Regions from separate parts of the Homo sapiens genome. Here region 2 is linked to region 1. Evidence: read pairs that join two places in POLR2A ChIA-PET (ENCODE). Cell type or tissue: endothelial cell of umbilical vein. All regions are shown on one strand. Links, peaks and the distances in the headings refer to the core of each region. The heading gives the core; the rest is flanking DNA. Region 1 holds the start of DPM3 (dolichyl-phosphate mannosyltransferase subunit 3, regulatory). Region 2 overlaps ZBTB7B (zinc finger and BTB domain containing 7B).

Region 1 (5,331 bases), core at 332-5,331:
TTTCAAGTGAAAACCGGGAAACCTGCTCAACAAATTCTGAAAGCTGTAACTTCGGTGGGCGCCGTGGCTTACGACTGCAATAGCAGCACTTTGTGGGGGCTGAGATGAATTGCTTGAGCCCAGGATTTTGAGACCAGCCTGGGCAACATAGGGAGACCCCGTCTACACACACACACACACACACACACACACACACACACACACACACACTAGATGGGCGTGGTGGTGGTGGCCCACTTCTGTAGTCCCTGCTACTCCAGAGTCTGAGGTGGGAGGATAGCTTGAGTCCAGGAGGTCGAGGCTGCAGTAAGCCATGTTTGCACCGCTGCTCTCCACCCTGGGCAACAGAGCAAGACCTTGTCTGAAAAAAAGAAAAAGAATAGAAAAAAAAAGAGCTGTAACTCTACAAGGCTTTTAATGAAAAATAACCATCCCCTGCTCCTCTTCTTTAACCCTTACATATACAACCTACATATACAACTACGCTCCAGTTTCTAGGCTGCTTCTTCTGGTACTTATCTGTACATTTCTTCAAGCAACACTCCCACCTAGGCCTCCCAAAGTTCTGGGATCACAGCTCCACTGTCCCCAGCTCCAATTTTTAGTTAAATCAATACTTAGTGTTTACATCGTTACGGCTGTGAAAATTTTCTTCACAGCTGAGCCATTTGTGTTTGTGCTAAGACTGTGAATCTGTAAAAACTGCTTTTGTTAATTAACATCCAGGACATACGGCTGAGAAACTTCATTTTCTAAAATCATAGTCACAAACTTTGCTATTTGAAATCAGTCAGTGCGAATGGAACATCCTACTCTTGCCAGAAGTTCTGAGCCACGTGGATTACTTTGGCCTCCCAAAGTGTTGGGATTACAGGCACGAGCCACTGTGCCCAGCCTAGATAGTGGGTTTTTGGACACTATATTCTATATTTATCTTGACTTTGTAATTTCCAAGTGGTCCCTCAGCTTGGACTTCTTGATCCCTTCACTTAAAGTTATGCTTACCTCGAACCGATCAAAACACTGTTTCATTTAAATTTTAGCTAGCCTATAGTATCAGCCACTTGGGAGGCTGAGGCAGGAGGATCACTTGAGCCCAGAAGTTTGAGCTTCGCCTGGGCAACATACCGAGACTTCAACTCTAAATAAATAAGTAAATAAATTTTAAAATATAAATTTTAAAGTCAAGCCTTTCCCATATCCTGTTGTATTAGTTCATTTTCACATTACTGATAAAGACATACCCGAAACTGCAAACAAAAAGAGGTTTAATTGGACTTACAGTTCCACATTGCTGGGGAGGCCTCAGAATCATGGCGGGAGACAAAGGCACTTCTTACATGGCGGTGGCAAGAGAAAAATGAGGAAGAAGCAAAAGCAGAAACCCCTGATGAACTCATCAGATCTTGTGAGACTTATTCACTATCATGAAAATAGCACGGGAAAGTCTGGCCCCCGTGATTCAATTACCTCCCCTTAGGTCCCTCGCACGTGGGAATTCTGGGAGATACACATCAACTTGAAATTTGGGTGGGGACACAGCCAAACCATATCATCTGAATGACCATATTTCTTCCTTTTTAATGAGTTGCCCCACAGTTCTTCTAGTGTGTGATCTCTCTGTTGTGGCAAGTTAATAAACCTAACTGTCAAACTACAGATGTGGTCTTTATAAGACAGGCTTATCAATTGTCTTTCCTTTCTTATATAACTCTTTGTTTCCTCTGAAGTTGATAATTGCCTAACCTTTTCTCTTACTTTGTTCTCTCTCTCTCTTTCTCTCTATACATAATAAATTCATCCCCAAAACTGTTCTAAAGAATTATACTCTTTCTTTCAATGCCTTCACCACTTCAGGTAATTCTTCTGGTCTTTCTTTTCTTTTCTTTTTTTTTGAAACCCAGACTCCTGGAGCCCTTCTTCCTCTGGCTCCAAGTTATATTGGTTGTTGTCCTTGTAAAAATATGACTACCTCTGTTCTAACAATAATCTCAAGCCTTCATGGTTAGTTGTCAATGCAACTGCTTCACTGACTCCTGCTTTCCCCCTCCACCTGAAAGGGGTCGAGTCTCTTGACATCTCTGTATCTCCAAAGTCTATCATGGTAATCAAGAAATGTTCTGGCCGGGCGCTGTGGCTCATGCCTGTAATCCTAGCACTTTGGAAGGCTGAGGTGGGCCAGTCACTTGAGGTCAGGAGTTTGAGACCAGCCTGGCCAACATAGTGAAATCCCCGTTCTCTGCTAAAAATAAAAAAATTAGCCCGGCGTGGTGGCGCGCGCCTGTAATCCCAGCTGCTCGGGAGACAGAGGTTGCAGTGAGCTGAGATCGAGCCACTGTACTCCAGCATGGGCAACAGAGCGAGACTTTGTCTCAAAAAAAAAAAAAAAAAAAAAAAAAAAAAAAAGGAGTTCTGTCCCGCCTAGGCACTATAGAGAGACCCTGTCAAGAATGGAAAGAAAGAAATCTTCGAATGAATGAACTAGTGAATGAAGGAATGGATTTCAGCGCTGGAGAATTGAGTTTAAGGGGAATGGTATTATATTCCCATCTTGTTGCAACATTTAAGGATGTCCTCAAGCCCCACGCCAGCCTGGAGCGTAGCCCAAGGTGGGAAAGCAGCGCCGAGGCCTCTCCAGACCCGGCCTGCTCCCCGTTTGCGGAGCACAGCCCACTGTACCCCCGCCTAGATTGAGGCGCTGGCCAGGAGTACACCAGGCGCCGCCATGTGAACTACAACTCCCAGAAGGCCGCGCGGAAGCGGAACGTGAACCAGGGAGGACTTCCGGACGCCAACATCCGGGCCGCGCGGGGAAGGGGAGACGTGGGGTAGAGGTAAGTGTAGGTTGAAGGCTGAATGGGGAGGGCGAGAGATGGGGAGTGGGTCTCAAATATAGAGGGGGTAGCAAGGTGGAAGGGGCCCTTCCACCTTTTGTGGGCACTCAAGTTCGGACCTCTGGGATCGGCGATTCCCCTCTGGCCAGGGCTGGTTTTAATGCTCTCCGTGGGCGGGCTTCGGTTGAGTTTGGTCCGCTTTTCCTTTCTGCTCCTCAGGGGAGCATTGCTTCCTTCTCTCGCAGTGACCATGACGAAATTAGCGCAGTGGCTTTGGGGACTAGCGATCCTGGGCTCCACCTGGGTGGCCCTGACCACGGGAGCCTTGGGCCTGGAGCTGCCCTTGTCCTGCCAGGAAGTCCTGTGGCCACTGCCCGCCTACTTGCTGGTGTCCGCCGGCTGCTATGCCCTGGGCACTGTGGGCTATCGTGTGGCCACTTTTCATGACTGCGAGGACGCCGCACGCGAGCTGCAGAGCCAGATACAGGAGGCCCGAGCCGACTTAGCCCGCAGGGGGCTGCGCTTCTGACAGCCTAACCCCATTCCTGTGCGGACAGCCCTTCCTCCCATTTCCCATTAAAGAGCCAGTTTATTTTCTAACTTCGTTTAGTTTGAGTATGGAAAACGGGTATTGGGGATTCTATGTACTAACGGTCGAGAAGTGAATGTGAAAGAACCACCTTCTTGAGGCCATCTCAGCCTTTATCTTTGCATCTTGCTGGTGTTCCCATTTTTGCTCCCAAGGAGGCAAAGACCCCTTCTCAATATTTCTCAGGATGGAAATGACATTTCACTTTCCTGGTCCTTTCAACCCTGTAGGAAGTACTTCTTTTTTTTTTTTTTTGAGACGGAGCCTTGCTCTGTCGTCCAGGCTGGAGTGCAGTGGCGTGATCTCGGCTCACTGCAAGCTCCGCCTCCCGGGTTCACGCCATTCTCCTGCCTCAGCCTCCTGAGTAGCTGGGACTACAGGCGCCTGCCACCACGCCTGGCTAATTTTTTGTATTTTTAGTAGAGTCGGGGTTTCACCGTGTTGGCCAGGATGGTCTGATCTCCTGACCTCGTAATCCGCCCGCCTCGGCCTCCCAAAGTGCTGGGATTACAGGTGTGAGTCACCGCGCCCGGCGTACTACTTCTTTTTTTTTTTTTTTTTGAGACAGGGTCTCACTCTGTTGCCCAGGCTGGAGTGCAGTGGTGCAATCATGGCTCACTGCAGCCTCACCCTCCCAGGCTCAAACAGTTCTCCCACCTCAGCCTCCAGAGTAGCTGGGACTACAGGCATATGCCACCACGCCACCAGGCTAATGTTTAATTTTTTGTAGTGACAGGGTCTCGCTGTGTTGCTCAGGCTGTTCTCAAACTCCTGGGCTCAAGTGATCCTCCTGCCTGGGCCTCCCAAAGTGCTGTGATTACAGACATAAGCCACCTTACCCGGCCAGAAGTACTTTCTTGAAGCCTAAGTTCCATTCTTCATAACATCCAAGTTTTGTTATTTTTAAGGCCTTCCTGGGTCTTTCCAACCTTTTGGTTCTTTGAGATACCTTTTCTGAGCCTACCCTACCAACCTGAGAATAACTGTGGATCTATCCTTCACCAAACCAGGCAGGTTTAGAATTATGAGTAGAGAATGAACCATCGTGGGCAGGGGTGGGGAACACTTTATTTTAAGGCATATTCATATCAGCATATAAGGCATATTCATATCACAATGGCACGATCTCAGCTCACTGCAACCTCCACCTCCTGGGTTCAAGCAATTCTCCTGCCTCAGCCTCCCAAGTATCTGGGATTACAGGCATGTGCCATCATGCCTGGCTAATTTTGTATTTTTAGTAGAGATGGGGTTTCACCATGTTAGTCAGGTTGGTCTTGAACTCCTGACCTCAGGCGATCCGCCCACCTTGGCCTCCCAAAGTGCTGGGATTACAGGCGTGAGCCACCGCGCCCGGCCTTTTAAGGCATATTCTAAAGATTGCACCCCAACCTCCAAAATTAAAAAAAAAAATCTCTAAAAAATAAAAAGTGATTTCATCTCCTAGGCCCCAATCAATCATCTAAGTAAAGCTTTTTCTTTGGTCCTTTTATCCTCAAAGTCATCTCTTGTTCCCACAACCCACTGCACCTGGGAAGCTGGACAGCAGGCCCAGCTGAAACAAGGAGGTCTCTTTGGTTCAGGTTGGCACTAAGGTGCCCAGTGGTCAGATGAGCAGCCTCAGGTTTGCAGGAGCCAGTAGTTCCTGTCTTGCTCCTGGGGGTACTTCCAGAAAAGCCAGAAGCGGATAAAGCTGGTGACGATTCCTGGAAAGTTGGACACCTGAAATCACAAGAACTGCTATGAGGAGAGGAGCCAGTTTTCCATCTTGCACCCCTGTCACCCCATCCCAGTTGTGCTTACCATGATATAGGGATCTCTGAGTCGAAACCCATAGAGGCACCAGGAGGCAGAGGTGAGAAGGGTAGCAATGGTGAGTGGGTAGGAGAGACATTGGGTTGATTTAGT
Region 2 (5,364 bases), core at 261-5,260, 130 kb after region 1:
CAGACAGGGCACTCCTGAGGCATCTGGGAGCGGCGTTTGCGCACCAGCTTGTCTTGGCTGTCCAGGCCTGGTGCCAGGTTGTCCTGGTGCAGGGAGCTTAGGTAGGCCATCAGGTCAGGATCGATGGCATCCTCATCTGAGCCCAGCTCCTCTGGGGACAGCGGGGGCCCGCCACCCTGCGCCAGCCCATAGGCTGGGGGATATACCAGCTCCTCTTCTTCTTCCTCACCCTCATAGGGTTCGTAGCTCTGGGGACCCTCAGGAGGGGAGGCAGTTCCTGTGGGAGGGCTGTAGCTGTCCCCCGGCCCACTGCCCCCACTGCTGCCCACTCTGCCCGCCACCTCCTCCTCCTCATAGGTCAAGGGATGGGCGGGCACTGTGGGCACCTCAGGGACTAGGTGGTTTGCTCTGGCCCCCTTGGTTTGCAGGAAAGCTTTCCGGGGCTTGCGGCTGCGGCGGGCAACAGGCCGAGGTGGCGGTGGCGGAGGTGGTGGGAGGGGCACCTGTGGAGGACTGTCTTCACCATTGGGAACTCCAGAGGCCGTGGCTGTGGCAAAGGCCTCCAGATACTGGCGGGCTCGCTCACAGTCATCCTCGTCCGGGCTGGGAGCTTCTAGCCCACTGCCCTGCAGAATCTCCATGCAAGCAGCGATGACACACGGGATCTCCAGCAGGCGGGCAGCCTGGAGCACAGCTGGCATGTTGGCGCTGCTGGTGGTCAGTGTGGCTGTATAGGCAAATTCAAGGAGGGCGCCTAGTGCCTCTGGCCCTACAAAGTCCAGCTCACACACACCGGCCCCTGCTCCCCCAGTGGCCGTCCCGCTACCCCCGGCCCCCATGACAGCTCCGCCACCGCCCTCAGTGAAAAGCTTCTTGAAGTAGTGGCTACAGGCAGCTAGCACAGCCCTGTGGGTGCGGTATTCAAGGCCCTGCGTCCGGATGGTGAGGTCACATAGGTGGCCCAGCTGGCGCTGCTCATTGAGGCAGCTCAGGAGCTCACTGCTGTGGTCCGGGAATGGAATCCCAATCAGGTCATCCTCGGGGCTCCCCATCTTCTCCTGCAGAGTCAAGTAGAGGGGAGATTAAGAGCGCTCAGCCCACAGGGGTCTGGGGAAAGAGGACCAACTTTAGCCAATACTTATTGAGGGATGACTGCATGCCAGTCACCCTTCTGAGTACTTTACACTCATTTCATCTTCCAGAACCCTCTGAAGTATGATCATCATCTGTTTCACAGACAAGGAAACTGAGGTTCAGACAGGTGAAGTGATTTTCCAAGTTAAGTGCAGAACAGTGTTCAAACTCAGGGAGTGGGCCCGGTCCTTGTTCCTAACCACTATACTATTCTACTCTGCCTCTGTGGCAGCAGGAGCCCTGCCTTTCTGGCCCTTTCATGGAGGTCCATCTATGTCACCTGCCCCATTCCCCATCTCTTTGGAAGGAGCAGTGGACTGGGAGATAGGATGCCTGGGTCCCGGTTCAGGCTTCATAAAGAATTGGCTGAAGGACCGGGGGTGGTACTGGCAGCTGGCCTCAGTCATTTGAAAAGTGAGGTAACAGTCTTTGTAATGAACCTCCTCATAACCTGGGGAGAGGCCAATGAGAGAGTTCAGACTCACACTGGACCAAGATCTGCTGGAGGCCAGGCACAGACAGGTGCTTTAACTCAAGTTATCGCTCTCCAAAGCGGTTAGGACACTGTAAAACATATGCAAACAAGAGAAGGCAGCTTCCAAGCATCATCCTCTTCCTCCTCTTGCCCCTCCCCTGGCTACCAAAAGTTCATCTCCCCTTCTAGATCCCCCACTTCTCCAGGCCAAACGGGAAACACAGCTCCCAGCATCCCTCCCCCCACATCCTCCCCTCCCCCATGGGGCCAAGGAGCAGCCACCCTTTGCTGGGGTGTCACTGGCTGGCGCGGGTGCTTCCTGCCCCGCACAGATAAGCATCGCCCCCGCCCCCTCCCCCACTGCCAATAGGCCAAGTTCCAGTCCCACCCCCCACCTCCCCCTCAGCTACTGCCACCCCTCCCTCCCTATTCCAGGAGAGCCCCGTCTCCAGAAGGCCTTGGTCCTGCTCTCTATCCTTTACCCTCCAAGGCCCAGCCACAGGAGGTGGGTGCAGAGCAGCCAGGAGGTGGGTGCAGAGCACCAAGGCTGGCAGAGGTGTCGGCAGGGGTTGGGGCCTGGAAGGGGGTGAGACCTGCTTTAAATCCTGGCTCTGCTACTGTCTTGCTGAATGACCTTGGGAAAGTCATTTCTCTCTGTGCTTCCATTTCCTCAGCTGTGCAAGGAGGGGGTGGAAGTAGTGGCCCCAATGGCTCAGACCTTCAGCCCTGACATTTTGTGGGTCTGGAGCAACTGGAGACAGTGCTGGGGCTTGGAAAGAACTGGGCTCTGGAGTCAGCCAGGCTTGAGTTTGAATCCTGTCTCTGCCACCAGTTAGCTCCATGACCTTAAACAAGTGATTTAATCTCTGAGCCGCCTTCCTCATCTGTAACATAGGATAATTCCACCTGACTCCTAGGGTTGTGGTGAGGGTTAAATGAGACCAAATATGGCACAATGCCTGATATGCAGTAGGGATTCGATAAATGTTCTGGCCTTGGCCTAGCCTGGGGTCAGATTCCACTATACAGATGGCCTCTGTTAAGAAAACTACTTGGGGACAGGTCTGCCTCCCTCCCTCAAATCACCCTGAGGGAACCAAGCTACTACTAGCTACATGACTTTGGACAAGTCACTTCCTTTCCTGAGGAAGCCTGTTCCTCATATGTAATATTAAAGACTGGCCCAGATGATCCCTAAGGCAAGTCCCACTGACATTTTGTCAGTGTCCCCTCTGCCACTCCAGCAGCTGTTCAGACCTGGCCATTGATGGGGAAAGGTTTTTTTTTTTTTTGGGTGGGGGGGTGAATGGGGGAGTCAAGCCACAAATTTCCTCTTTAGGACACAAGAAGTGCATTCTCTGTGTCTGCCTCCCTGCCTGCCCTCTTCATTGCAAGGCCAGGGCTCCTGCACAGAAACCTTGGGTGAGCAGCACCCGCATGTCCTTCTTTGCTTGTAAGCCACCTCTAGGCACCCTTAGATAGCTCACCTGTTCCCACCGTAAGTCCGCAAACCACTTCTCTCCCTAGGAACCAAGCCATCTGGGAGCTCTCCCTGCTCCCTTTAATCCTCCTGCCTGTACTTTACAAATGGTACAAGTGGCAAATGGCCCCCAGACTTGGGAACAAACAAAAACCAGGTGGGCAGCAGCAGCAGCAGGAGGAGCAGCAGCAACAGTGGCTGCAGCTACTTAAGCAGCAGTAGGCACCCTCCTGGGCCCAAGTGGATCCTGTCCCTCCTAAGGGGGATGGGTGGGGCTGTCCTCGCTGTCCATTGGCTGGGAGCTGGGCACTGGCAGGCACGTGGCTCACCCCATCCCTCTCCCTCCTTCCCTGCCCACCCCACCCATTCCCGCTGCTAAACCCGCCTCCTTTCTCCCACCCCAGGGCCGGTCTCCGTGGCAACTTGGTGTGGTGGGGGCGCTGATTGGCTGACCTCACTGTCAGGTCACAGGCTCAGGCTCGTTCACCACGCAACTCACACAGGGATTGGGCAAGGGTGGGTGTTTAACTCCTTAGGCCCAAATCCAATGCCCATGGCCAAGAGGTAGCAATGAAAGAGGGGGAGAGGCAGAGGACATGTGTGGGAAGGAGAGGGTGTTCATAAGCTTCTCTAGCTTCTGGGAAACTCCCCTAACCCTTACCCAGGGCTCTAACACCCATGCCAATATAGGTGCCACCTGGAGCTATGGTGGTGCCAACCAGGCCAAGGGGCCCTCCTAGACCCATCATCTGGGAGGGATGGGTGGGGCAAAGGCCTCCCCCTTCTTTCTGCCAGGGCAGGGCACTGGTGCCAGGGTGCCCACCCTACCTTGGGCACCTTTCCCACCTCTGCATCCCAGAGGGCCCAGTCCCCTGACGCCCCATGAAGGCGGCCCATCCCCACCCAATCTGGCATGCCCCCTCTTGCTAAGACCTTGTGGGCATGGGTGTGTGTGGTGGTTGGGGGTGCAGCTGTGCCAGGGAACCGGGCAAGGTCTGTTTGGTCTGTTTGCCTGGTAGGGGGAAGAACTGGGGGCCCCACCCCATCACTCCCCTCTTTCCCGCCACCCCCCCAGGCTCCCCTCACTGTCAGGCCTGCTAGACCGGCCAAGCCGGTGGGCAGCTCTCTTGAAACTGGGCCCTGAGTCAAGCCTGCCCTGTCCTTGGTTGGGGGAAGACTTCAGGGTGAGAAAGTTGGGAGGGGGTAAAGGTGGGAGTGCCTATCACCTACCCTTCAGTGCTCAAGGGCACCTGGCAGGGTATGTCCAGCACCAAGAAACCAAAAGGTGGAGGCCACTGGCCTGGTCTTGGAAAGAAAAGGGAGATGGGAACTCTTTCCGGGTGCTGACCTCAGGCAGGGTCCAGTGCAGGGCTGGGGGCCACGAAGGCCAACACTGCTGGCTTGAGCCAGCCGAAGGGCAGGGATAGCAGGCCCTGAACAGGGCAGCTGAGTAAAGCTGACCCCCCTTTCCCCCACCCTGGGGATTAGGGGAGTGAGGCTTAGTGTGGGGGGCAGCAGGCGGAACCAGGATTAGCAGCAGAGAAAATAGATATGGGCCTGGGACACAGGCACGCAGAGCCCCCCCTCCCCAGGTTCCAAGGCCCCTACCTCTAGGCTCTGCCAGGGAGCCTGAGAGGGGCCTGGCCAGGCTTCTCCAGGAGCAGCAGCTTGGGGTGAGGGAGGATGAGGACCAGGCTGTAACATCTTCCTGCCAGGGATGATGGAGAGACCTGAGGCTCTTCCCAACGCTCCTGGTGCCTTGGCTGGCCACCCCTCCCCCTTACTTCTGTCTCCTTTCTCCCTCCACCCCCCCACCCCAACTCCAGCCTCAGGTTCTCTTCCTGTTTTTTTGGAGCTAAGTTTGCACGAAGCCATGGCTTTGGCCTGCGTCTGGACCAGGGGGGTGGGGAAATTGGACAGCCAGTCCAAAGTCCTAAGGGACCCAGGAATCCTTGTTCTCCAGCTTCCCCCACCGCTTCCCAGGGCCTCTGGGGCCCAGGAGCTGCAGCCATCTGGATTGCCCAGTTGGGGAGGGAAGGTAAAGGGGCTGAGCCTCTTCTCACATGAGGACTAGAAGGGCTTCAAAGAAGAGGTTCTCTGCCCAGGGATGCTCTGACATTTATGGAGCCCTTCTCTCCCCACCCCAGCCCCTCCAAGCTTGTGCATGCCTTCCCCATCCCCCATATGACGCTTCCCCCTCCTAACCTCACCACCCCCAGCACTCACACTTCCTGGGGGCCGAGGCGGGGAAGAGAGACCGCAAGCCACGAAGGGG

Evidence for each region. Peaks named below come from ENCODE experiments on the same cell type or tissue, not always from the same donor. Only the 100,000 strongest peaks of a DNase experiment are listed, where the experiment ranks them.
Region 2: POLR2A ChIA-PET joins it to region 1 with 5 read pairs; 7 of 35 experiments call an interaction of 5 or more read pairs at or near these places.

Annotation. Positions count from the first base shown.
Region 1 is chr1:155,137,994-155,143,324 of GRCh38, reverse strand. It overlaps SLC50A1 (solute carrier family 50 member 1), which reads right to left. Exons shown (of 6, transcript NM_018845.4): 5 at 5,227-5,331; 6 at 4,472-5,145. The coding sequence ends at 5,044. It overlaps DPM3 (dolichyl-phosphate mannosyltransferase subunit 3, regulatory), which reads left to right and starts at 2,794. Exons shown (of 2, transcript NM_153741.2): 1 at 2,794-2,834; 2 at 3,080-3,434. The coding sequence starts at 3,085. The coding sequence ends at 3,363. RefSeq lists enhancers at 2,495-2,554, 2,725-2,854. In endothelial cell of umbilical vein, for the core only: no CTCF peak of the experiment used is centred there; DNase peaks (open chromatin) are centred at 2,794 and 3,304; H3K4me3 peaks cover 1,178 bases; H3K27ac peaks cover 926 bases; H3K27me3 peaks cover 258 bases.
Region 2 is chr1:155,010,349-155,015,712 of GRCh38, reverse strand. It overlaps ZBTB7B (zinc finger and BTB domain containing 7B), which reads right to left. Exons shown (of 3, transcript NM_001256455.2): 2 at 1-1,058. The coding sequence starts at 1,052. Among named protein-coding and RNA genes, the nearest start is that of ZBTB7B, 10 kb to the right of the region's middle. RefSeq lists enhancers at 2,811-3,558, 5,058-5,364. In endothelial cell of umbilical vein, for the core only: no CTCF peak of the experiment used is centred there; no DNase peak of the experiment used is centred there.